5 separate regions of the Homo sapiens genome follow, and regions 1, 2, 3 and 4 are each linked to region 5. The links are chromatin loops, found by intact Hi-C in ENCODE. Cell type or tissue: A673. All regions are shown on one strand.

Evidence for each region. A loop is a pair of places that touch in the nucleus more often than their neighbours do. Peaks named below come from ENCODE experiments on the same cell type or tissue, not always from the same donor. Only the 100,000 strongest peaks of a DNase experiment are listed, where the experiment ranks them.
Region 1: it touches region 5 in a loop (4-fold over the local background); 46 of 110 quality-filtered maps call a loop at or near these places.
Region 2: a loop joins it to region 5, with 4 times the contacts of the local background. A loop is called at or near these places in 48 of 110 quality-filtered maps.
Region 3: a loop joins it to region 5, with 5 times the contacts of the local background. A loop is called at or near these places in 14 of 110 quality-filtered maps.
Region 4: a loop joins it to region 5, with 3 times the contacts of the local background. A loop is called at or near these places in 6 of 110 quality-filtered maps.

Annotation. Positions count from the first base shown.
Region 1 is chr4:173,316,960-173,321,959 of GRCh38, reverse strand. It overlaps GALNT7 (polypeptide N-acetylgalactosaminyltransferase 7), which reads right to left. Exons shown (of 12, transcript NM_017423.3): 10 at 4,228-4,326; 11 at 3,401-3,529; 12 at 1-380. The coding sequence ends at 243. Among named protein-coding and RNA genes, the nearest start is that of HMGB2, 15 kb to the left of the region's middle. In A673, CTCF peaks have their summits at 3,074 and 4,743; DNase peaks (open chromatin) are centred at 2,959, 3,219 and 4,749; H3K27ac peaks cover 537 bases.
Region 2 is chr4:173,299,404-173,304,403 of GRCh38, reverse strand. GALNT7 (polypeptide N-acetylgalactosaminyltransferase 7) reads right to left here. Exons shown (of 12, transcript NM_017423.3): 7 at 2,240-2,357; 8 at 286-408. Among named protein-coding and RNA genes, the nearest start is that of HMGB2, 32 kb to the left of the region's middle. In A673, a CTCF peak has its summit at 2,601 (motif pointing right); a DNase peak (open chromatin) is centred at 2,683; H3K27ac peaks cover 2,080 bases.
Region 3 is chr4:173,491,630-173,496,629 of GRCh38, reverse strand. It overlaps a transcript of SCRG1 not described here. Among named protein-coding and RNA genes, the nearest start is that of HAND2, 36 kb to the left of the region's middle. In A673, CTCF peaks have their summits at 1,870 and 2,069; DNase peaks (open chromatin) are centred at 2,089 and 4,099; H3K4me3 peaks cover 464 bases.
Region 4 is chr4:172,890,327-172,895,326 of GRCh38, reverse strand. All of the region lies in intron 8 of GALNTL6 (polypeptide N-acetylgalactosaminyltransferase like 6), which reads right to left. Among named protein-coding and RNA genes, the nearest start is that of GALNTL6-AS1, 170 kb to the right of the region's middle. In A673, a CTCF peak has its summit at 2,821 (motif pointing left); a DNase peak (open chromatin) is centred at 2,786.
Region 5 is chr4:173,010,642-173,015,641 of GRCh38, reverse strand. All of the region lies in intron 11 of GALNTL6 (polypeptide N-acetylgalactosaminyltransferase like 6), which reads right to left. Among named protein-coding and RNA genes, the nearest start is that of GALNT7, 160 kb to the left of the region's middle. In A673, CTCF peaks have their summits at 1,137 (motif pointing right), 2,019 (motif pointing left), 3,229 and 3,432; DNase peaks (open chromatin) are centred at 601, 1,181 and 1,941; H3K27ac peaks cover 2,358 bases.

The DNA.
Region 1 (5,000 bases), 310 kb before region 5:
ACACAACAAAAAGATGTAAACATCTACAAAGTTTAAGGTAAAAGCAGTCTTGTAAACAGTAACTGCAGATGATAATGTTATTGTAAAATCACAGTTTATCAATGTCCTTCAAACTGATCAGGAGGTTCCAGGTTTGGAGCTATACAGAGTTAATAACAATAGTTGCAGCAGGTTTCAGGCGGTTTTCAGTCCTGTATAAATTTACTTGTCAGTAGGTAGGTTATTGGTTTATTTTTTTCTCTCTAAACACTATGGATGTTATTCATTTCCCATTTTTGAGTCGTTTTACTGGAGTCACAATTGGAGATGAATACTTGATGCAGGACCTCTGAGCGATCTAAACACTTTCCTGAAGGAATATGAGTAAATCTGTGCAGGTTCTGGAAAACACAGTAAGAAAAAAGTTTCAAATTTGGACCCTTGATATCACTGACATCAGAAATCATCACTTGACTTTCATGAGGAGACAGTTTAAGGAAATGGAAAAGCTTCTCAACCACACCTCAGACTTTGGATTTCTCTTGATTGTCAGTTTTCTGGATTTCTCTTGATTGTCAGTTTTCTAAGTCCTAAGATCTTTCATTGTTAAGTCACAATATACTGCTGGTATCTCACACTCAATGTATACAAACCTAAATTCATTATCTGCCCCTCCAAATCTATGTCTCTTGTTCCTATCCTGGCTAATGACATTCCCAGCTCTCTAGTCCTTAGGAAATACTGCACTTTTCCTCATTCACTCACATACCAGTCACTAAGGATGGATATGTGCAATGTCTCTGGTTTATATTCCTTCCCATCGCCACTGCAGATGCCCTGGTTTGGCCCTCACCATATGCTGTAGGTTTCTTCAATATAGCTCAGAGCTTCTCAAAGTCTGGTCCTCAGACTATCCAGGATTGGGTCTGTAAGGCCGAAACTATTTTCATCATAATACGAAGACACCATTGCCTTTTCACTTTAGCAACATTTATACCGATAGTGCAAAAGCAATGGTGAGTAAAACTGATGGTGCCTTAGCATGAATCAAACTATGCTAGTACCTATAGTTGTATTGCTCATGGCCACACACAGTTGAAAAGTAAATGCCGGTTTCACTTAAGGATGTCACTGATGAAGGAGCAAAACATTCGTTTTATTCAGTCTTGACCCCTCAGTATACTTAAAAAAAATTCTATGAGATGAAGTGGGAAGTACGTATCAAGTACTTCCATATAATGAGGTACAATGCTCAAGGATATCAGTCTACACTGGAAATAACTTTTAAGAAACTACCACTTAATTATTAAGTTGTGGTGTACAATAAAAAAACAGCCACAATTATATGAACGGCTATTAAAGTACTCGCTCCCTTTACAAACTGTATGCTTGTGTGGGGCTGGGTTTCCCTCATATACTTGAACGAAAACAACATTTCAGATCAGACCAAATGAAGCAGGAGTATGAGAATCCAGCTGTCTTCTTCTATTAAACCAGACATTAAAGAGATTTGCAAAAATACAGAATTCCATTCTTCTCACTATTTTTTGTGGGTAAACATAGTTATTTTTCATTAAAAATGTCATTTACATTAATGTTTAATAAGTATATTATTATTACTTTTAGATGAATTAATATATAAAAACTTTACAAATTTCTCAGACACTTTCCAGTTCTGGAAATATTGCTAGTGATAACCTATATAAACAAAAGCAATTTGGGGGTGGGGGAGCTCAAAAATTTTTAAGAGTGTAAAGGGAATCCAGAGGACAGAAAGTTTGAGAACTGCTGCTCAAGCTGATCTCGTTGCTTCATCAGTCCATACCTCACGTTTCCAGAATTATTTTCCTAAAAGTAGCCATTGTTTTCCATCACTACCTTCCTCAAATAAGGTCTATCCCTCTCCAAAACTTAAAAAATGAAGTTCGGTGCTCTTTCCTCCAAAGCACAATTGAGGGATACCAAATGAAATACAATTCTTTGAATTTTCTACATGTTTTCATGCCACATCTTTGCTCATCCAGGCTTTCTTATTTACTTTCCATGGAAAGCCTTTTTACACTTCAGGACTTGTGCAATGACACTTCCTCTATGAAACTCCTCAGCAGTAATTCCTCCCATGAATCACTCTTTTCTGTCCTATGGCATTTTGCTTATCTCTATTTTTGCATTTCTTTCTTCTCTGCCATTATATAATAGCGTGCTTTAGCTATATTTTTGAACTCCCCTACAGTCTAACATATTATTGGTCCCCAAGTGAATGTTCAGTAATATCTAACACACAAATGTATATTCAGTGCTGCGTCTTTAAAATACCTAAAACATGTTATGTGTCATTTTTTGTTCAATTACTTCTTGATGTAGTTTCTGGTGTGTTAGCCCTCTTTTACTATTTTGCTAATATTGTTCTCACTGACCCCTACTATTTATTGCTATTATATATCCTTTTTTTTTGTGAAAATAAATGCTCCACTCTTTAAGGTTTATGCTATTCTTCTCCTTCCTAACTTGTTATAAGAAACAAAATCATCAATTGATACGTGCTTATCACTTCCTGGAAATTATCTGTAAATGACAGTAACAGGGAATGTTAAGCTAGGTCATATCATTATTACATAGCAAACAAGTCCTTGCTTGCATGACAGATGGGATATGATAACAAATACTGGGTGAGTAAATAAAATGGAGGGTTGACAGATTTTTTTAGTGTGAGGCAGCTTTCCCCACTTTTTGTTTAATAATAAATTGATTTATGTTAGCCAAATCTAGAATTTGAAAACTATACATAAATCTATTAATATGTTGTAATCCTCAACTTGCCACAGAGCTTTAAATACTCACAGCTGAAACACAAAGCTACCCCAGCAGTGTCACGTGAATAACTAAATTTGACCATTAAAGTAAGCAACTAGCTACATTTATCCCACTGTATTTAGCACACAACAATGATAAAGACGTTATGAAAGCCTAGATTTCAAGTTTTATTTGTTTGTCTCTATCTCCACCTGCTGGACAATATCAAATATTAACCAAATTTTTAATAGTATAAATATATTTAAATATATTTTACTTTAATGAATGATTCATTTACATTTCAAAAATCAGATTTTGATGAGAGCAATGGTGATGACTGCCTCACAGAACACTGACTTTCTTGTATTACTAAAATTAGCAGTGCTCTTTATAGACATCATCGTGGCCTCATTACATGACAATATTGTAAGAGAGAACAAAAGTGATGCCTCATTATAGAACAATGAGTCATCCAGTGCTCAGGAAAACCTATGCAAGGGACTAAATGAGAGGAAAATGCAAGTGAATTTGAATGCAGGTTTTAAGATTTATTTATCTAAATTCCACATGCTAGATGTTACTGAAAATGAAAAGCATATAATATTTCAGAAGTTAAAATGCAGAATACCTTGAAGTACTGCCATTCCTTAAATTCATTTAGATTACAGTGTGTAATCATAACTTTTGATCCATCAGCTCCCTTTGTCAAACACTGGTCATACTGCATGAGTTGATTTGCTTCATTGATTCTGAAAAGCTGTAAAAGGAAAAGAGAGAATTAAGTAACAGAGGCACCTTCCCTGCTGATGTGCATTTGAAAAGAAAGAAACTTAACTCCTATAATTAAATTGAATGACTAACTTATTTTTCCATAATTTTGTTTAGAACTGTAAGTCCACAGACAAATTATATTTATTTTGATGTTAGTGAAGATCCTTATTAACACTGAAATCATTAAGTTCTTTAGTCTCTAAGATACCAAATGGGTCACTAACACAAATTTATTAAGTACCAACAATGTGAAAAAATGAAAAAGCAAAAACATACCCACATAAGTAAGAGAATATATATTAGTGAAATATACATTACTGGCAGTAACACTCTATTTGCAAAAAGATGAGGATTAGTGAGCAATACTTGCAAAAAATTGTTAGGGAGCTAGGCTTACATAGTTACGGTAGTGACAAATATATACTCCCACAGGAATATATTTTAATCCCTTATATTAGACATTAATTCTAGATTCTGACTGCTTATGTGAAAACCAATACTGCTATTATTCCCATCATTTAAGTGAATGTTTTAACACTGTCAATTTTTTTACAGAATGTTTTACTTTATCAAAACAAACAAAATTACCAAATCGAAAACCAAAGTACAAAGATCACTCTGTGATCAATAAACCTGATGGCCCTCAATACGGAACAACTTAAACACAAAAGTAAGGTGGTTTACCTGATTCCCTCCCATCCTGTGGCAGGGTCCTAGTTCAACAAAGCCTCCATTTGTTTTTCCCATGCTATCAATGCAGTAAGCAGTTTCGAAGCCTCTGATCTAAAAAAATGAATAAAGACGCAAAAAGCAGGCAACAGTTTAGTTTTTGATGAACTCTGGCATCAGAATTTAACATTTCATGTTAAATATTACAGTTTACAGGGAAAATCTGGGTATGTGTAGTGACAGGTTATTACTGGATTGTCAATCTTTACATAGTTTTGAAATAACTTATGGTCTTGAAGTCAACACTGGAATGGGTTCTTTCTCTAAGAGCAAAGGACTATACATTTCCGTAAAATACCACAGAGAAAAAAAAAGTTACCATTAATTGCAATTTCAGAATCACAGTAATTCATGTGAATGAGAAGCAAATAGAGAACCTAACCACAGTGGTAATAAACACTGGCCTGGCCCTAGATATCTAGAACAGACTGGATTTGTAAGGGACCTCTCCCAAATGGCTATGCAGCACTTTTGGTAGCTGCCTGTAGGGGTCTAGGGTGCATAGGCCATGCATGGCACATGACCAGGCAGTGAGGCTTTTCTCTATAAACGTAGATGAAAAGCAAACACAGGTTTCCATCTTTGGAATGTACATTTTGTATGAAAAGAACTATTTTTGGAAAAGCCATTTATTTCTCTGAATTATAAATCGCTATACTATTTGGATAAAATGTTTTATTCTTGCATTCAGTCAGCAAATATGGACTGTGCACCTATAATGATAACAG
Region 2 (5,000 bases), 290 kb before region 5:
TTTAAGAGATGGGGTCTCGTTCTGTCATCCAGCGGGGAGTGCAGTGGTGCAATCATAGCTCACTGCAGCCTTGAACTCCTGGGCTCAAGGAATCCTCCTGCTTCAGCTGAATAATCTTAAAGAACAATAAGATATTTCGTGAATAAGTCTAGCTAAGTTAAAGGTGAGAATCAACATGACTGCTGAAGAGCCCACTCAATAAGCTGACAATTGTTAAGTAACTACTATAGCATGTGGTACATAAATGTTAGTTCCCTGTCCTCCCCTTTTATCCAAAAAACTCACCTTCAGAGTTGGAGAAGACCCAACATAAATGGGCGGAGGATTTCCTTGCCAGCCCTCAAGACGGTAGATATGTCCAACACGAGAACAAGGAACAAATAATAATTTGCCACCACACTGCCATATCTATGAAGGAAAAACACGTTGTGAAAGTTGTTTCAAATACAAACATAAACCATAACTGAAAATTTATCTTGTAAGTGTAAATCTAAAATCTAAATTATATACAGTGTCCACACAGAATTCTTAAACTAAACAAATCCTAAAATAATTTGCTTTTAAAAGCTCATGTAACAACCAAGAAGGCAACAGGGAATACAGTATTAATAATAAACTGCTACTAAGGGGCCTCTTACTGTGTACTCATAGCCCCTAGCAACTTTCTCCCAATATAACCTTGCAAAGTCATGTGGATTCTTTATTCCTAACTCATTAATCATTTCCATTGCTAATATATTTCCTACTTGGGTGATTATTATAATAAACTCCTAACTGGCTTCTTCACCTTCGGCTTCTCTCTACTCAACTATCCTTATTTATAGCAAGAGATTATTATAGGTGAAGGGCAGCTTTGGGTCATGTTATTCCCTTGCTTAATATCTTTGATCGTTCTCCACTGCTTATCAAATTAAATAAAAATCTCTTAACTCAGCTTTAAAGGCTCTCTTCAATATGGCCCTAATACACCTTCCCATTTTATCTTCTTAGATGTCTTCCTTATTCATGTTGCTTGATTCTGCCAAAGTTTGCTCCTTGCTGTTCTCTGAATGTTCCTTGTGTTCTCTTCTTTGTACTTTTCCCCATGCTACTTGCTTAGAAGTCCCCCTCCCATCCCTTATCTGTGCTTACTAACATCATACCCATCTTCCTACTTCTGCCGCAAATTCTGCATCTAGCATAACGCTCGCTCTTTCTTTTTTTTTTTTTGAGACGGAGTCTCGCTCTGTCCCCCAGGCTGGAGTGCAGTGGTGCGATCTCGGCTCACTACAATCTCCGCCTCCCAGATTCAAGCAATTCCCCTGCCTCAGCCTCCCGAGTATCTGGGACTACAGGTGTGTACCACCACACCCGGCTAATTTTTTGTATTTTAGTAGAGATGGGGTTTCACCATGTTGGCTAGGATGGTCTCGATCTCTTGACCTCATGATCCGCCCATGTTGGCCTCCCAAAGTGATGGGTTTATAGGCATGAGCGCCTGGCCGACGGTTTTTTAAGCACACCAACTGAATGCCATTCTGCCTTCTTGTATTATGAATTTAAGTATAATTCTAATATCTTCTTATCAAGTTCCTTGAGAGCAACAACTGGTTTACTCCTCTTCTATCCCTCACAGTGCTACGCACAGGACATTTAAGACAAGAGGTAATGAATACCTGTTTAACTCACACTCTGATATAGTTCTCTCTCTCTTTCTTTTGGAAAATGGGGGTAGGAATAGGGGTTGAGGTGGGGGCTGGAGCATGGAAGATAGTATTGCTCCCAGACTGCTTCAACAACAGGGTGGATGCTGCAGGAAGACAGCGCCAAAGTCAGCCTGAGGATACAGTCATTGTGGGGCTCTGCTTCTGTCTTGAATCATGTCCTACAGTGGTAAAGGGTGACTGTGTCAGTGGGTGGTCAATTGTGGCCCTAACGCATGCAGATTCTTCCAAGGGCTTCTATAATAAAAAGCTCCAATATATAGAAAGTTGGGGTGTGGGGGTAGATATTTTCATTTCTAAAGCTTGCTAGCCACAATTTTGAGCTGAGCCCTGTAAATATATGGTAAGTTTGGAGCTTGCATTTTGCCTTATTTTTTCCTCAAAGGCATCCATTTTCATTAAATCATTCTATACAATTTGGAGAAATGCATGATATAATTGTGGGCTTTTTTCCCCCACAAAAAACTAGCTTTATCTGAAAGCCACAGAAGTTAGTAACGACTTGGAGAATTCCATCTGTTGAAATAAAATGTTACCTTGTATGAGATCTCAAAGTTTTCACCACCCCAAATCTGGAGACCTGGATCATAGAGACCCAATTCAAAGAAGAACTCTCGTTCAATGGCAAATAATCCCCCAGCCATGGCTGGGGACCTAAGAAAAAGAAACACTGCAATAACCATTACAGACAAACCCCCAATAACCCTTCACCAATAGGCAAGAAGCCTTGTAGAATACAGCCTGAAAATGCATAGAAGAGACAAAACTGATGGCCAAACATTAAGAAATTATAAAGCCTTTACAAAAAAAGAAAAAAATCTGTTCATAATTCCCTAACGAATTTACCACAATTTCTAACTGAAACTGTAGCTCATTACAAAATAGAGCATTGTTTGAGTTCACCATTAGAGGGCGCCTTGGTACCTCTGTGGATTTAAAAATTAAGCCTTAGTTTTAGTTAAAATAGAATTTTCTCTTTCACTCTTAAAAACACTGAGCCATACAGCCGTGGTCTGCTAACTGCTCCTGCATTGATTTATGAGTCATTCTTGGGTGAACAAAACCATACACCATGGAAGTAGTCTGTCATTTTTTAATTTTATAGCTCAGGGGCTCGCCAAATAACAGTGTAAATCATTGTAGAACAACCACAGTTCATTCAGAGTTTGCAAATGTAGCACAGAAATGACACAGGAGAATTAGATATAGATATTTACTGTGCCAGGAGGTAGGAATGCAAAAGGGTGACCTGTGTATCTGTGGGGCTTCTTGAATGGATCTTAAATTGGACACTTTTTAGGTCCAAGAGAAAAAAGATTTGGTAGCTTCTTAGGGACAAGTCACTCCCACCATTGGGAGAAATTACAGCAGAATTTATCTTGCTCCCTGCTCCCCTCCCCTGAACAATTAATTACTAATCCATCATGATTCTTAAATTTTAGGGTACTCAGTATTATTAGGGTAACTTCATCATCATACATAATATTCAATCTACTCAAATAGGTTCAATGGAACCTATTTCAAGGTTCCATTGATTCTACCTTGAAAAAAAAATCTTTTTTTTTTGAGACATAGTCTCACTCTATGGCCCAGCCTGGAGTACAGTGGCATGATTGCGGCTCACTGCAGTCTTGACCTTCTGGGCTCAAGCAGTCCTCCCACCTCAGCCTCCTGAGTAGCTGGGACTACAAGCGCACACCAACACATCCAGCTACCTTTTTATGTATTTTGTAGAGATGGGGTTTCGCCATGTTGCTCAGACTGGTCTAGAACTCCTGGGCTCAAAAGTTCCACCTGCCTAGGCCTCCCTAAGTGCTAGGATTATAGGCATGAGCCACTGCACCCAGCCTTGAAAATACATCTTGAATCTGCTGACTTATTTCCAACTTCACTGCCACCAGCCTAGACCAGGCCAACACTGCTTGGACTTTCCAATATCTCCCGAGCTTGTGTCCTTTATTGTCTTCTGCCCCCTGCTCAAGGCTAATCACACAGGGGCCAGAGCAGACTCCTCCACATGCGCCTGCATGATACCAGCCTCTCCCGGCTCTCTGGGCTCACCATGGACTCTCTTCCCGTTGAGTCCTTCACGGCTCTGCTCCCACCGGGAACGTGCCAGCCTCCTTTCTGTCTTAAGGCCTTCATTCATGTTATTCACGATCCTGAAATGTTCCTTCTCCTTTTCCACAGAATTGGTCCCTCATCCTTCAGGTCTCAGCCTAAATGACACTTTGTCAGAAGGGCCTTTCCTGATCTCCCAAGCTGGATTAGGTTCATCTTTCCATAAACTCATGTACTCTGTGATTTTTCTTCATACTACTTATCACAGCTGCTGTTCCAGAGTTTTGTTTGTTTTGTGAGACAGGGTCTCACTCTGTTGCCCAGGCTGCAGTACAGTGGCACAATCATTGTTCACTGAAGCCTTGAACTCCTGGGCTCAAGCAATCCCTCTGCCTCAGTCTCCTGAGTTGCTGGGACTACAGGCACGTGCCACCACACCAGGCTAATTTTAGGGTTATTTATGCAGTTATCTGTTTAATTTCTGTCTGATTCACTGTATTTTAAATTCAATGAGGAAACATATCTTTAAAAATGTATCCCCAGAAAACAGTGCTTGGCATACAGTAAGCATTCAATAAACGTTTGTTGAGTGGATAATGAATCAAGAAATATTTTCAATACTAGAAGAAAATAGCATCAGAAAAAAGTTGTTCTCTCATGCTTTTTCTTCTTAAAATATGCTGCCTAACACAGTAACAACACTATTACATTTTAGGTGATATTTTCATGTCACCTTTATTTAACTGTCATTTAAGATTATTCCGTTATAGCTGTGTCTTTTTTTTTTTGTTTTTGAGACCAAGTCTTACTCTGTTGCCCAGGCTGGAGTGCAATGGCGTGATCCTGACTCACTGTAACCTCCACCTCCCAGGTTCAAGCGATTCTCCTGCCTCAGCCTCCCAAGTAGCTGGGATTACAGGCACACACCACCACGCCCAGCTAATTTTGTATATTTAGTAGAAATGGGGTTTCACCATGTTAGCAAGGTTGATCTCGAACTCCTGACCTCTGGTGATCCGCCTGCCTCGGCCTCCCAAAGTGCTGGGATTACAGGTGTGAGCCACCTTGCCCGGCAGCTGGGTTTATTTTTCTTCAAATATGTTCCCATTCATCTCAGTATATACTTGAAAATGCATCTTAACATGGTCACCAGTGAGTTAATCAACAGATAACCTCCCTTTAATTTTTCTAGGTCACTTTAAAAATTTTCTTTACTGGCCTATGGAATTAACAGAA
Region 3 (5,000 bases), 480 kb before region 5:
TAATCATTATGTGGCTTCAGTTGATACCAGTGTTTTATCTCACTACAATTCAGACCTGTTCTTGGAGCAGTAGATCTGCATATCCAACTCCCTGATAGAGGACATTTCCACATAGATGTATTTAGTTTTTTAAACTCACTATGCTCAAAACAGAATTTATTTCTAGTCTCTGTTGCATACCAATAGTCTCTTCTCTTAGTCTCCATGACTGGTACCACTACCCACCTGGTGCTCAGGCTAATAACCTAGCAACTGTAATGAGCTCCTCCTTAATATCTTTCAAATTCACCCTCTCTTTTTTTTTTCAAAGAACCCCCTACCTTAGCATGACAAATATTGAGTTTTGCCTGCATCATTCCATCATTTCTCCTACTGTTAATGTACCCTCCAGTCTGTCCTCACAGCAGCTGGACCGATCTTTAATGCAAATGACATTGGATCATGTTGTTTCCCTACTTAAAATCTTTCATTCATTCCCCCATAGACTTCAAGAAAACCTCAATAATGCTCTTTATAATCTTTCTCACCACTGTCCCTATATATACATTAAGCCGTGATTCTGAGCTATATTGAATACTCTCGTTTCTTTTGCCTTCATATCTTTGCACATGTTGTCTTTCTGCCTGGGTCACACTTCCCTCCATCTTTATCAGAAGGATTCTTGTCCTTCAAAATTCAGCCTGGGCATCTACTCTTTTGGGAAGTCTTCACTTAAGCCCCAGGCTGATTGTGGAGTATATATCCTTCAGGAAGAGTAATTTCTCTTTTTTCTCCACTAGGTGTGAGTTTCTTGAAGGCAGTGGAATATGTCTTTGATTTTTGTGACCACCAGGCTTTAGTGCCTGGCACACAGTAATTGTCCATGATATGTTTGCTGGATATGAGGATGACACAGAATTGAATACATGGCTTTGGTTCTACAACTTCTCATCAAGATTTTAGGAAAGTTATTGTTCCATGCTTCAGTTTCCTCATCTGTAAAATGGGGATTAGCAATGCCTCCTAAAGTTGTGAGGACTAAATGAAAAGTGAATGCAAAAGTCTTTGTAAACAGAGTAGCAATGTACATGAATCATTCTTATAATAAATGCAAACCCATATTTCCCATGCATGTACACATTTTCATATGCGCACATAGTGTGCACATATTATATGCATCTGTGCATCTGTGTTTGTGTTCTTGACTGAATCCATGGAAAGGCAGTTTCCAAACAACTTTCTCTAGATTTCACCGTTTAAAAGTCATGCCGAAATAGGTAATTACTTTTTGACAACTGGTCCAAGTTCTAGATAAAGCAGTTTGTGGCAGTGCCCTCAAATTAATAGTCATTCTGTGAATTCATTATATCCATATGTGCAAATACAAACTCAGTGCAAATGTATAAGGCACTGAATGGATAATGATAACTTGATTACCATTTTCACTATGACTAATACGACGATATCGTATAATAATAAAACAATAATACAGTAGAAATGGTAATGTCTAAGGCACTCTCCTGCCAGTTTTTCCTTTGATTTTCCAATCACTTGGGGCAGTTACCGAAGGCCCTGTTTTCCCTATTTTTCATGTGAATAAACGGGGGCTCCGGGGCTTTATTCATTTAACCTGACTCCTTTCCAACGCTGCCACAGACAGATCAGAATCCTAGGATGGCCTTTCTCCTGTCTTCTTTTTCTTTCCTCTCAGCCGGTATAAGAAGTTTACGCAGAATAGGTGGTTGATAGAAACGAGCCAGAACCAATCAATGCGTAAATTGATCGGTGCTTGTTTATAATACTTTAAGTGCCGCAGTTATTTCTGCAATTCACGGTTGCCTTAAATGTGGAATCCACTAGTCTAACACCAGTACCAAGAGACGTTTCTGGATTTCTTGATTCCCAGAAGGGTAATTGCGTCTCTTCGCAGTGCGCGGTGGCCAGCAGCCTGGCTGCCCTGGGCTCTGAAACGAAGAGCTCCCGGGTCCTTCTTCTCGCCCTCCTGGTGCCCAAGGAGGAAAGGAGGGCGCGGGCTCCTCTTCAGCCTCATCTACCTCCTGCCTCTTGTTCTTCTTTAGAAAGCCAGGTGGCGCTAACCCTCAACCCCTGCTAGAGCTGGAGGATTTCCTTGCTTGCTCCGAGTGGAGCGTAAAGGTGAAGAGCGCACCCCGTGTTGGCACATTGTCTCTGCTTCCTCCGCTCTTTGGAAACATAGATTTGCTTTTTTCTTCTTCCGCACCTGTCGCAGGATGACGGCAACCCTAAAGGAAAACGGAATGTCCTGTGTGCCACATGGAGCTTGGGGAAAGGAAATGATTAAAGCCGTGAAGTTTCCTGGTTCTTCGCGGTGTTTACAGTGGGTTTTGATTCGGGGGAAGAAGAGCCAAAAGAGGTTAAGGTGCCAATCTACCGCATCTTGAATCTGACTGTTGCAGACGAACTGTGGGGCCGGTGGGCACTCGCGCCTGGGTGTGCACGTACCTGTGGGTGCAGGGTCATGTCTCCCTGTGTCGTGTGGGTGGCCTGTTCCTAAGTAACCAAGTATATGCGTACTTATAAAGAAGAAGAAATCTCTCCAGTTGTAAAAGGGCGGCTTTGAGGTTCTCACAGCTGAGGGTAGGAATCTATTCTAGAAGGCACGCATTTCAGTTTTCAAATTTTGTTATTTAAATATTTCCTGTCTTTGAACTACTATTATTTAACAGGGACAGGGGAGAACCTCATTTTACTATTATATTGATTAACTGGATTTAAACCAAAATCATCAAACAAAAACGCTGTTGAAACTTGGAAAAGACTTGGTAATAAAAATGTGGCCATCCACATGTGCTGCTGCTGCAAATACCACCAAATCTGAAATTAAGATGAATTCAATAAAAGTATTTTTTATTCACTAGACTACTAAGAGAATAGAGGGCAATTTTAAGATTTTTACTGAAATGAAAGGAGCACAGACACACAAACACATAGAGCACTCGGCAACATTAATAGTGATGACGGTGTGCCACTAATGCTGCTTTTTTTTTTTTTTTTTCTGACTGAGTCTTGCTCTGTCACCAGACTGGAGAACAGTGGCGCGATCTTGGCTCACTGAAACCTCTGCCTCCCAGGCTCAAGCGATTCTCCTGCCTCAGCCTCCCAAGTAGCTGGGACTACAAGCACGCGCCACCACACCCAGGGTGTGTACTGGGAAGATGACTGGCAGGCAAGATGAAAGTGCTCCTAAATTCTTTAATTTCTCAATGCCCTAATGTTCAAGGAAGCATGATTGGGAGTCCTCAGGAAACTTACAATCAAGGCAGAAGGGGAAGCAAGCACGTCTTACCATGGTAGAACAGGAGAGGGAGAGAGCAAGAGGGGGGAAGTGCCACACACCTTCAAACAACCAGATCTCAGCCAGATGGTGAGAACTCACTATCACAAGAACAACAAGGGGGAAGTCTGCCCCCTGATTCAATTACCTCCTACCAAGCCCCTCCCCTGACATGTGGGGATTACAATTTGAGATAGATTTGGGTGGGGACACAGAGCCAAACCGTAATAACAGTGACTCAAACAACAACACGGCTCTCGGTTACTTCTGAGACTTCCCATCTTGAGTGAGATTCCCAGGGAGAGGCACTGGGGAGAGCATGTGTACTGGGGCACCCTGTTCTTAGTCCACTAAGGCCTGTGACTCAGTGTCAATCCCTGTAGAAGAGTGTGTTTGTTCTTGTCCATAGCACATGGCATTGGTAGGTTTCCCCACCGCCCTGTATTGCAGGCCTAGAAGTGTAAAAACTGTAATTCCCAGTCACTTTGCTGTAAGAGATCAGGATGCAGTTTAGGTTCTGATCATGAAGTGCGGTCACGTAGGATTTGAAAGGCAGTACAAAGGAAGCTGCTCTCCCTCTTCAGCTGTGTAGGTGTACGAGAGGGCTCTGGGAGACATAAGTATGGGCAGTGGCCAGTTAGGCCACTAACTAGACTCCATGGCCCACTGTCTAGTCTCCAGCCTCGTGGGTGTAGGGGGCTCTGATGGTTGCCGCTGACTCTACTCCTCCAGCCTTTCCACTTCATACCTCCTACTAAATCCCTCTGATCTTGGCAGATCTAGAGAGTTTTCTGTTTCCTGTATTGAACCGTGACTGACACAGGAAACAAGCCTGCTTGGGTGCCTCATGCCTGAGGTCTGGATTAGTGTGGGCATGGAGTAGTGTAGACTCTGCAGGTGTTTAGATGGCTGTCCTCAGCTGTGGGTAGTTTTGGGGTGGGGGAATGAGTCCAATCCAGGAGAGGTCGTCAACAATCCCCAACCAGGAGGCTGAAGGGACAAACATTCTGGATGGCTCTCATGCTGCCTCTTTCACCATGAGGCCTCACTGCTTCTTTTTCTGACTTTCAAACCAAAGGAGGAAAAACAGCAACTTTTTAGAGTGTTTAGGCAAAAATTTTTGCTAAGGCTCAATGACTGACTATTCTGCCTGTTTTGATACTTGATTTTATATTGTCCTCTTTTTTTTATTTAAAATAAAAATGTTTGAGACAGGATCTCACTCTGTCACCCAGGCTGGAGGGCAGTCACACAACCACAGCTCACTGCAGCCTCAACCTCACAGGCTCAAGCGATCCTCCTGCCTCAGCCTCCTAGTAGCTGGGACTACAGGCACATGCAGCCACATCCAGCTAATTAAAAAAAAAAATTGTAGAGATGGAGTCTCACTATGTTGCCCAGGCTTGTCTCAAACTCCTGGGCTCAAGTGATCCTCCCACCTCAGCCTTTCAAAGTGCTGGGATTACAGGTATGAGCCACCGCACCCAGCCTTGTTCTAGTTTACGCTCTTATATCTGGACATTCACTCCCCAGTAGGCACTAAACTACTTAAGGTAAGATGGTGAGTTTTCACTTTTCAGCCTGAGGGTTGAATGACAAGTTACTGGGGAAAGTCAGCTTTGTTCAGTGCAAGCGGAGAGCTGGGTGGGCATTGCACATCTCCTCTGCAACATTACAGTCATTTCCTCTGCCCACCTTGCTGTCTAAA
Region 4 (5,000 bases), 120 kb after region 5:
TGAAAAATACTATCAGAGCAAATCACTTAACCACAAAGACAGGAAAAATGGAAGAAGGGAAAAGAAGAGCTACAAAGCAACTAGAAAACAAGTAACAAAATGATACTAGTAAATTCTTACTTATCCATAATAGCATTGAATGTAAATTTATTAAATTCTCCAATTAAAAGACACAGTGACTGAATGAATTAAACAAACAAGACCTAACTATATGCTGCCTATAAGAAACTCACTTTATCTATAAAGATACCCATATACTGAAGGTGATGGGATGAAAAAAATTTATTCCACTCACGCAAATAGAAATAAAAAGAGAGCTAGAGTAGCTATACTGATGTCACACAAAAGAGACTTTAAGTAAAAAAAAAAAAACTGTAAAAAAAACAAGATCATTATATAATGATAAAGAGATCAATTCAGCAAGAGGATATAACAATTATAAATACATGTGCACCCAATACCAATACCAAAACACCCAGACATATAAAGCAAGTATTAACAGATCTAAAGGGACAGATAGAATGCAATACAATAATAGTAGAATACTTCAACACCCCATTGTCAGCAATGGGCAGATCATTTAGGCAGAAAATTATCAAAGAGACATCATAATTGAACTATACACTAGAACAAATGGACCTAACAGACATTTACAGAACATTTCATCCAATTAATATGCAATACAGATTATTTTCATCAGCACATGTAATATTCTCCAGAATAAACTATATGTTAGGCCGCAAAACAAGTCTCAACAAATTAAAAAATGTTGAAATCATGTCTGACCAAAATAGAATAAAGCCAGAATCAATAAAAAGCAAAACTTTGTAAACTGTACCAGTACATGGAAACAATATGCCCTGAATGACGAATGGGTCAATGAAGAAGTTAAGAAGGAAATTGAAGTATTTCTTGAAACAAAATTGGAAACACAACACACCAGAATATATGGGATACAGCAAAAGCAGTACTAAGAGGGAAGTTTATATAGCAATAAATGCCTACATAAAAAATAGACAAACTTCAAATACTTCAAATAAAGAACCTAGTGATACACCTCAAGAAAAGCAAGAACAAACCAATCCCCAAAATTAGCAAAATAAAAGAAATAATAAAGATCAGAACATAAATATATGAAACTGAGACAATAAAACAGTGACTGAACTAAGATAGTTAATTAGACATAGCTGAGACACCTCTCCCACTGAGAGGAAACAAAATATTGAGTAAACCATCACACTTTGAACAGATCTTCTGAAAGAAAATACTGAAAGTTGATAGGTGACATATACACCATATTTGAAGAGGGAAGAAGCTGGGAAGCTTGCCTGGAGTTGGTGAATGCTGAGGACCAGCTCCCAAACCTGACTAGGTCCTAAGGAAGGGGCGAGTGAAGGAGCTCCGGGACTCCACACTCCCACTGTGGACATCTGGGATCCTAGATACATGAGATCCTATGACCTTCAGAGACATTTGAATTGGCAGAGGGAACTGCCTGGAGATAAGGCAGAGGAAGAGCTCAAACCTGCATGGATCCCAGAAGGTTTTGCCGTGCACACTGCAGCTGCAACAAAATGTGACCATAGGTACCCTTCCCCCCAGGCTCTCCATCTTGTTCTGAGTGACAACAGCTCCTGCTTTCTGCCAGGCTGGGAGAGAGCAGGGCTTGGCTATTTCTTCCGTGGGACGGGGGTGCATCTGATCTTTGTGCCCCCTTGTCCACCAGATCTTCCCAAGACTGCCTGCCTGGTCACTCCCTCAGGAAGGTACCTACAGCACAGCTTTCATTGTCCTGCCTGAGTGTTTTGCTGGTTGCCTGGGAGTAGTTTGGCTCCTTCTGCACAGCCAGCACTGGACCCTGAGGGGTCAGCAGACAAAACTGTAGGTGTGGTCCCAAAACTCCCAGGATTCGAGCACACTGTCCAGGGGTTTGGAGCTGAGATCTTTGGCTTGAGTTTGAGAAGGGGAAGACCCCCCCCCCGCCACTCTCAGAACACTTAGAAGAGTGATACACAGGTTTGTGTGCTGGCGTGGGAGCTGGGTGCCCCTCTCTCAACAACACTGTTTTGGGAAGGGTGTGGCCTATTAGCCAGTAGCACCTTCTTCCTCAGGGATCCCTACAGCGTGGAACACCTGGAACTGCCCAGCAATCTTGGCACAGAAGGTTTGGGACAAGCCTAGCTGGTCAGGCCCACTCCTGGGGCAGACGCTGCAGAAAGACTTACTGGGTTGGGTAAGTGTGAGCTGGCTTGGCCCCACAGCCATCTGCTGGGATAAGAACAGCAGGCCGTGGGTGCCACATGTATGGTATTACTGTCCTGCCTGGGCATCCTCTGCCCTTGACCCACTGCATCACCAGACCACCTGCAGACACACACCACAACCTGTTCTGACTCTGCCAAGCTCAGAGGACCAGTAGGTCCCCAAATAATTGTGGATTTCCTGGTGATGTAAACCTTGCCTTGGGCTGCCCCTGAGGGAGGAGGGAAAGCAGTTTGCCAGCGTTTCGCTTGAGACTAAGAAATCATGGAGGCAACACCAATAATTGAAAAGGGCTCTACCAAGACCTAGGAATGGAGTTGGTGAGGGAGTCATCTCTTGCCCCCCATCTCCCATCTCCAGACCACTTAAGAGTAAGGGCATATGGCATATGCAGCAGTCAGTAACAACAACAAAAAAAGGTGTAAGGGCATATGCAGCAGTTAAAAAAAAAAAAAAAAAGAATTAAAAATATGAACAAAGCCGACAACAGTAAGCTCCAAGAGGAGCTTGGCTAAGAGCCTATCTGCTGGCCCTTACTCTTAAGCGCCGTCTACTGGTTCGCATCCTGAATTACACCACTAAAGAAAAAATTTCTTCAACACCCAACACCTGTGAAACCCAAAGCAGGAAACTATCCACAAGTAAGTAGCCCATACAGAGCCCTGGCCCTTTGAAAGCACTCAGAAATGAAGACAATCAACTATACACAACATACACCACAGTCAAACCCTCAAGGGAAAAGGAATATATAAAAACAAAAGGCCTCATCCATAGTAGAGCAATTTAAAAAGGAAAAAGAATTGCCAGCCTCCTCATATGAGAAGGGCTCAGGCAATTCAAAAAGTCAGAGCATTTCTTTACATCCAAAGGATTGCACTAGCTCCCCAGCAATGGATCCTAACCACATTGAAATGTCTGAAATAACAGACATAGAATTCAGGGTCTGGATGGCAAGGAAGCTCAACAATAAAATCCAGAATTTGGATGGCAAGCAAGCTCAATGAAATTCAAGAGAAAATTGAAAGCCAATGCACGGAAGCCAGAAAAACAATTTAAGACTTGAACAATGACATGGCCATATTAAGAAAACCAAACTGAACTTCCGGAATTGAAAAATTCACTATGAAAATTTCAAATACTGTTGGAAGTCTTAACAAAAGACTAGAGTAAGCTGAGGAAAGAATGTAAAGGCTCAAAGACCCAGTCAGACAAAAATAAAAAAGAATCAAAAATATGAACAAAACCAGCAATAAATATGGGATTACATAAAGAGACAAAGCCTATGACTCCTTGGTATTCCCGAGAGAGAAGAAGAAAGAATAGGCAATTTGGAAGACATATTTGAGAATATAATCTATAAAAAATTTCCAGTCTTGCTAGAGAGGTTGAAATGTAAATTTGAGAAACTCAGAGAACTCCTGCAAGATACTATACAAGATGACCATCCCCAGGACATATAGTCATCAGACTTTACAAGGTCAATGCAAATAAATAAATCTTAAAGGCAGCTAGAGTAAAGGGTTATGTCACTTATGAGGGGAACCCCATCAGGCTAACAGCAGAAACATTATAAGTCAGAGATTGGAGGCATATTTTTAGCATTCTTAAATAAAAAAATTCCAACCAAGAATTTTATATCCCCTCAAGCTAAGCTTCAAAAGTGAAGGAGAAATAAAATCTTTTCCAGAGAGGTAATTTGCTACTACTAGACCTGCCTTACAAAAGATGTTAAAGGGAGCTCTAAACAAGGAAATGAAAAATCGATACCAGATACCACAAAAACATATGCAAGTATGTAGTCTATAGACCCTATAAAACAACTACACAATTGAGACCATGAAACAACCAGCCATTGACACCATGACAGAATCAAAACCTCGCATATTGGTCTAAATGCCTCACTTAAAAAGCACAGAGTGGCAAGTTGGATTAAAAAAAAAAAAGGCCCAACCTTCTGCTGTCTTCAAGAGACCAATCTCCCATGTAATGACACCCATAGGCTCAAAGGAAAGGAATGGAGAAAGATCTATTATGCAAATGGTAAACAAAAAAGAGCAGAGGTCACTATTCTTCAGATAAAACAGATTTTAAACCAAAAACAGTAAAAACAGGCAAAGAAGGTCATTACATAATGACAAATGGTTGAATTCAACAACAAGACAATTATTATAAATCTATATGCACCAAACATTGAAGCACCCAGATCATAAAACAGGTACTTCTAGATTTATGAAAAGACTCAGACAGCCACACAATAATAGGGACTATTCAAAACCCCATGGGCAGTGTTAGACAGGTCATTGAGGCAGAAAACTAACAAAGAAATTCTGGACTTAAATCCAACACTTGACCAACTGGACAAAGTAGACATCTACAGAATACCCCACTTAACAGCCACAGAATATACATCCCTCTCCTTGGCACACGGAACATACACTAACCTCAACCACATGCCTAGCCATAAAGCAAGTCTCAATAAATTCAAAAAAATCAAATTCATGCAAAGCATATTCTTAGACTACAGTGGAATAAAAATAAAAATCAACACTAAGAGTATCCCTCAAAACCACACAATTACATGGAACCTAAACAACTTGCTCCTGAATGACTTTGGAGTAAATGGAAACAGAAACAGAACATATCAAAATCTCTGGGACGCAGCACAAGCAGTATTAAAAAGAAAGCTTATAGCTCTGAATACCTACATTAAATTAACAATCTAACATTACACTTAGAGG
Region 5 (5,000 bases):
TCATCACTCTCAAGTTCAAAGTTCCACAGATCTCTAGGGCAGGGGCAAAATGCCACCAGTCTCTTTGCATAACAAGAGTGACTTTTACTCCAGTTCCCAACAAGTTCTTCATCTCCATCTGAGACCACCTCAGCCTGGACTTCATTGTCCTTATCATTATCAGCATTTTGGTCAAAGTAATTTAACAAGTCTCTAGGAAGTTCCAAACTTTCCTGCATTTTCCTGTCTTCTGAGCCCTCCAAATCTCTAGCAAGTTCCAAACTTTCTCACATTTTCCTTTCTTCTTCTGAGCCCTCCAAACTGTTCCAACCTCTGTCTGTTACCCAGTTCCACAGTTGCTGCCACATTTTCAGGTATCCTTATAGCAGCACCCTACCCTACCAGTATCAATTTACTGTATTAGTCTGTTCTCATGCTGCTAATAAAGACATACCTGAGACTGAGTAAATTATAAATGAGAGATGTTTAATTCATTCACATTTCAGCATGGCTGGGAAGGCCTCAGGAAACTTACAATCATGGCAGAAGAGGAAGCAAACACATCCATCGTCACATGGCGGCAGCAAGGAGCAGTGCCAAACAAAAGGGGGAAAAGCGCCTTATAGAACCATCAGATCTTATGAGAACTCAGTCACTATCAGGAAAACAGCATGAAGGTAACTGCCCTCATGATTAAATTACCTCCCACTGGGTCCCTCCCATGACACATGGGGATTATGCGAACTACAATTCAAGATGAGATTTGGGGACACAGCCAAACCATATCACAATGTTAACTCTTATTTCTTTGCTTTAATATTAATGTGATATGTGTCATGTTGCCTGGGTCCGTTTGTATTATATGAATAAGGTCACTGGATTTGGTACTGCCAATACACTTATCTCTTGCTCTTGCTACCTGACTTGAGACAGCAGAAAATATTTTTCTCTGTCTGGATTGTGATGTTTTATTTCATTGTTATGAGGTTTGCAGAAACCTGAGATACAGCATGTTTCTCCTTGCAGTTTGCACCCATCAGTTCGCTCTGTCTTGATAATGAGACTCTTTTTTCCCAAAGAGAGAAAAAAGAAAGGAAAAAAATCTGTCCCCTGGATGCACACATTTGCTTGCTTCTGTCTTTGTGAACCTTCCCCTAGGCCCTGGAGAGGGAGCCAGTGTTTGCTTCCTCGGGAGGACGAAAGCTGGGCTGCAACACTTGCTCCCCAGCATGACATCAGAGCCTGCTGCTGGGCCTGCAGAGTGGGAACAGCCAAACTAGACCAAGGGGGTTCCTCCCCGCCACTCCTCTCCCTTGGACTCAATGGGAGCTGGGGAATGTTCTTTCCAGACCTTATAGTCTTATTAGGATCTATTTTTGTTTTTCTTTCTTGATCCCTAAAGGAAGCATAATGCTACCATGATATCAAACAGCTATGCAGATTGCCCTGGCAAAATGAATCATACATTTGCTTCCTTCACAGAAACCACGTTAGTCACCACCAGTGTTCTGCAGCAGAAGGCATTTTCTTATACAGGTCCTTCAATGGACTCTTTTTTATTTCCCATGTAACAATTTTGTTTTTTCCTTTTTTTAATTTTTGCCACTTTTTTTTTTGGAAAAAAACGGATTATTTCAACTCTAATAAGTCTCCTTTTGTGTTTTTTGAATGTTTTTGAATTAAAAAGAAAATCCATAATTGTCATGTTCCGATATGCCTTCCTCATGCAGGAATTTTAATCTAAATGTAGAAGAGTGCTTCCTAATTCTTGTAAGTCACTGAGTGATATATTGAATAAAGCTTACAGTTAATTACTGGTGAATGAAACAGCTTGTAATGTTTTAACCTCCAAGTCAATATATGGCAATATTTCAAACATGATGCATTTTCCACCACTTATCAACCTTATTTAATCCTACTGTAGCTTCATTTTTAGGATCTCTAGAGACAGGAAATCTTTTTAAAGAGCTGTATTAACTGGTCTTTCTGTTCTGCCTATGTAGTTTTCTGCTTGTCTAGTGCTGCCCTCTGGTGACCATTTCTTGAATTACGGGCCATAGATTTTTGCATTTTAGCCTGGGGGTGGGAGGTGGGGAGTTGGGGGACGTGGGGGGTGCGGGGAGTGAACCAGCAATTTTTAAAGTGTATGCAATATCGTTGCCTTTGTTTATATCCATGTTCCGCTGTCAAATAAAATCTGCAGGCCAGAGAAGATTTCATTCTAGAGCATTACTGGATAGAAATACTAAGCCCAGTTCAGACATTAAGGCCTGCTTTATATTCACCAGCTGGCCATGTGTGTTTCTTAGTTGGGTTGAATAGAGATGGTAGAGAGGAATTTAGCCCAAGAAATGAAGCTTTTCCTTATGGTTTCCTCCTTTTTCTTTTTAAAAAAGTTCTTTTCCACTCTAGATGCCAGCCTTACCGATAGCTTCTAAAGCCTTCTCTCTTGCTCCCAGGCTGAAGTCAGAATTGCTTGTTGGAGTTAACAGTCCAACACCATTCCTCAGGTCCCCAGTAACATCCCCATGGAGCTTATAGAAACAGACAGAGGAAGGAGGAGGCAAATAACTTTTCACTGATATTTGATTCCTATCAATAAATCTGGGAGTCACAGAGCCTTCTATAAACCCCTCTGGATATATGTATATAATCAGCCACCACGCCTGGCTGATTTTTGTATTTTTAGTAGAGACGGGGTTTCAAAATGTTAGCCAGGCTGGTCTCGAACTCCTGACCTCAAGTGAGCCACCCGCCTCAGCCTCCCAAAGTGCTGGGATTATAGGCGCGAGTCACCGTGCCCAGCCATGCAGGGCGCATTTGAGTGAATAATAACTAGTATTTGCTGACTATGCTGGGAACAGATAAATGAAGCCAAAGTCCCAGCTGCCTTGGACCTGAGAGAGGTTTCTAATTTGGTATTAGCATAAAGGGATTTGTGAGTGTTTGAGAGAAGGAAGGCAGGAGGGAGAGGATATTACTCTGCACCTGCTGCATGTGCAAGATGCTGCCCCAAGATTTATTCTCCTAACCACCCTGTCCAAGATGGAAGAACTATGGCCTAGAAAGATTTCACAACTTCACAAGGCCACATGGTTTAAACTAAAATCCAGGTTGGCCTGGCTACAAGGCCCACAGTCCTCCTAGAATACCATGAGGCTGTGGGGAGAGGGTTCAAAGATTGGATCAGTGGTTAGGGGAGAGGCACTGTTGATGGACTGAACATCTCTGGATTGTATTGTGGACTTGTTCTGTGGCTGTTTTCCTCGCATCATGATGCTCTGCATTGTAATGCGTGGTAGAGGGCAGGGAGGGGCAGTGAGGTGGGGCGAGGGAGGTGAATCTCAACACATCTGGACAACTCTTTAACATCCTGCGCTGGGCATGGTGGACCTTTTCTAGTTTAATGTACAAGATGGGCACCAGAGGAATCTGGCTATAGGAGGCAGTAACGCCTTACTGGGAACTGCTTGCTTGCTTTTTTGCTTTTCATAAGAGATGAGTGTGATGAGTACATAAATATCTGCTATGATATTTTCTATAGCTTTCTATTGAAATATTTCTTAATTTAAAATTAAAACAGTGAAAAGGGTTAGGTGAGCTTGGTGGTATGCACCTGTGGTCTGAGCTACTCAGGCTGCTGAGGCAAGAGGATCGCTTGAGCCCAGGAGTTTGAGGCTGCAGTGAGCTTTGATCACATCACTGCACTCCAGCCTGGGTGACAGAGCAAGACCCCATCTCTAAAATACAAGAAACGAAAACGCTAAAAGAGAGCAAAGGCAATTTTGCCCACTATCTTTTCCCTTTCACAGGTGACACAGTATCAGGGAAGCTGCTTGCAAGGACTTTCAAATTTCTAAGAGGGTTAGAAATCACATCTCACTTAAACTGAGTTGCAATGAAATGTTTTTCAATTAAAAGCAATTAAGTCTTACACAGAACAGAATAGAGAACCCAAAAACAAATCCACACACCTACAGTCAACTCATTTTTGACAAAGGTACCAAGAACGTACACTGGGGAAAAGACAGTCTCTTTAATAAATGGTGCTGGGAAAACTGGATATCCACATGCAGAAGCCTGTAATCCCAGCTACTCTGGAGAGTAGATTGACCCCATCTCTTGTCATGTACAAAAATCAAATTAAAATGGATTAAAGACTTAAATCTAAGACCTCAAACTATACAACTACTACAAGAAAACATTGAGGAAACTCTCCAGGACATTGGTCTGGGCAAAATGTCTTGAGTAATACCCCCCAAGCACAGGCAGCCAAAGCAAAAATAGACAAATTGGATCACATCAAACTAAAAAGCTTCTGCACGGCAAAGGAAACAATCAACACAGTGAAGAGACAACCCACAGAATGGGAGAAAATATTTGCAAAATACCCATCTGACAAGGGATTAATAACTGTAATAGATAAGGAGCTCAAACAACTCTATGTAAAAAACCTAATAATTTGATTAAAAATTGGCAGAAGATTTTAATAGATATTTCTCAAAAGAAGACATACAAATGGCAAACTGGCATATGAAAAGATGCCCAAGATTATCGATCATCAAAGAAATGCAGATCAAAACTACAATGAGTTATCATCTCACCCCAGTTGAAATGGCTTTTATCCAAAAGATAGGCAATAACAAATGCTGTTGAGGATACGGAGAAATGGGAAAACTTTTACATTGTTGGCAGGAATGTAACTTAGTACAGGTACTATGGAGAACAGTTTGGAGGTTCCTCAAAAAACTAAAAATTGGCTGGGCGTGGTGGCTTATGCCTGTAATCCCAGCACTTTGGGAGGCCAAGGTGGGCAGATCATGAGGTCAGGAGATCGAGACCATTCTGGCCAACATGGTGAACCCCTGTCTCTACTAAAAAAAAAAAAAAAAATACAAAAATTAGCTGGGCATGGTGGTGTGTGCCTGTAATCCCAGCTTCTCGGGAGGCTGAGGAAGGAGAATCGTTTGAACCAGGGAGTCGGAGGTTGTAGTGAGCCGAGATTGCGCCACTGCACTCCA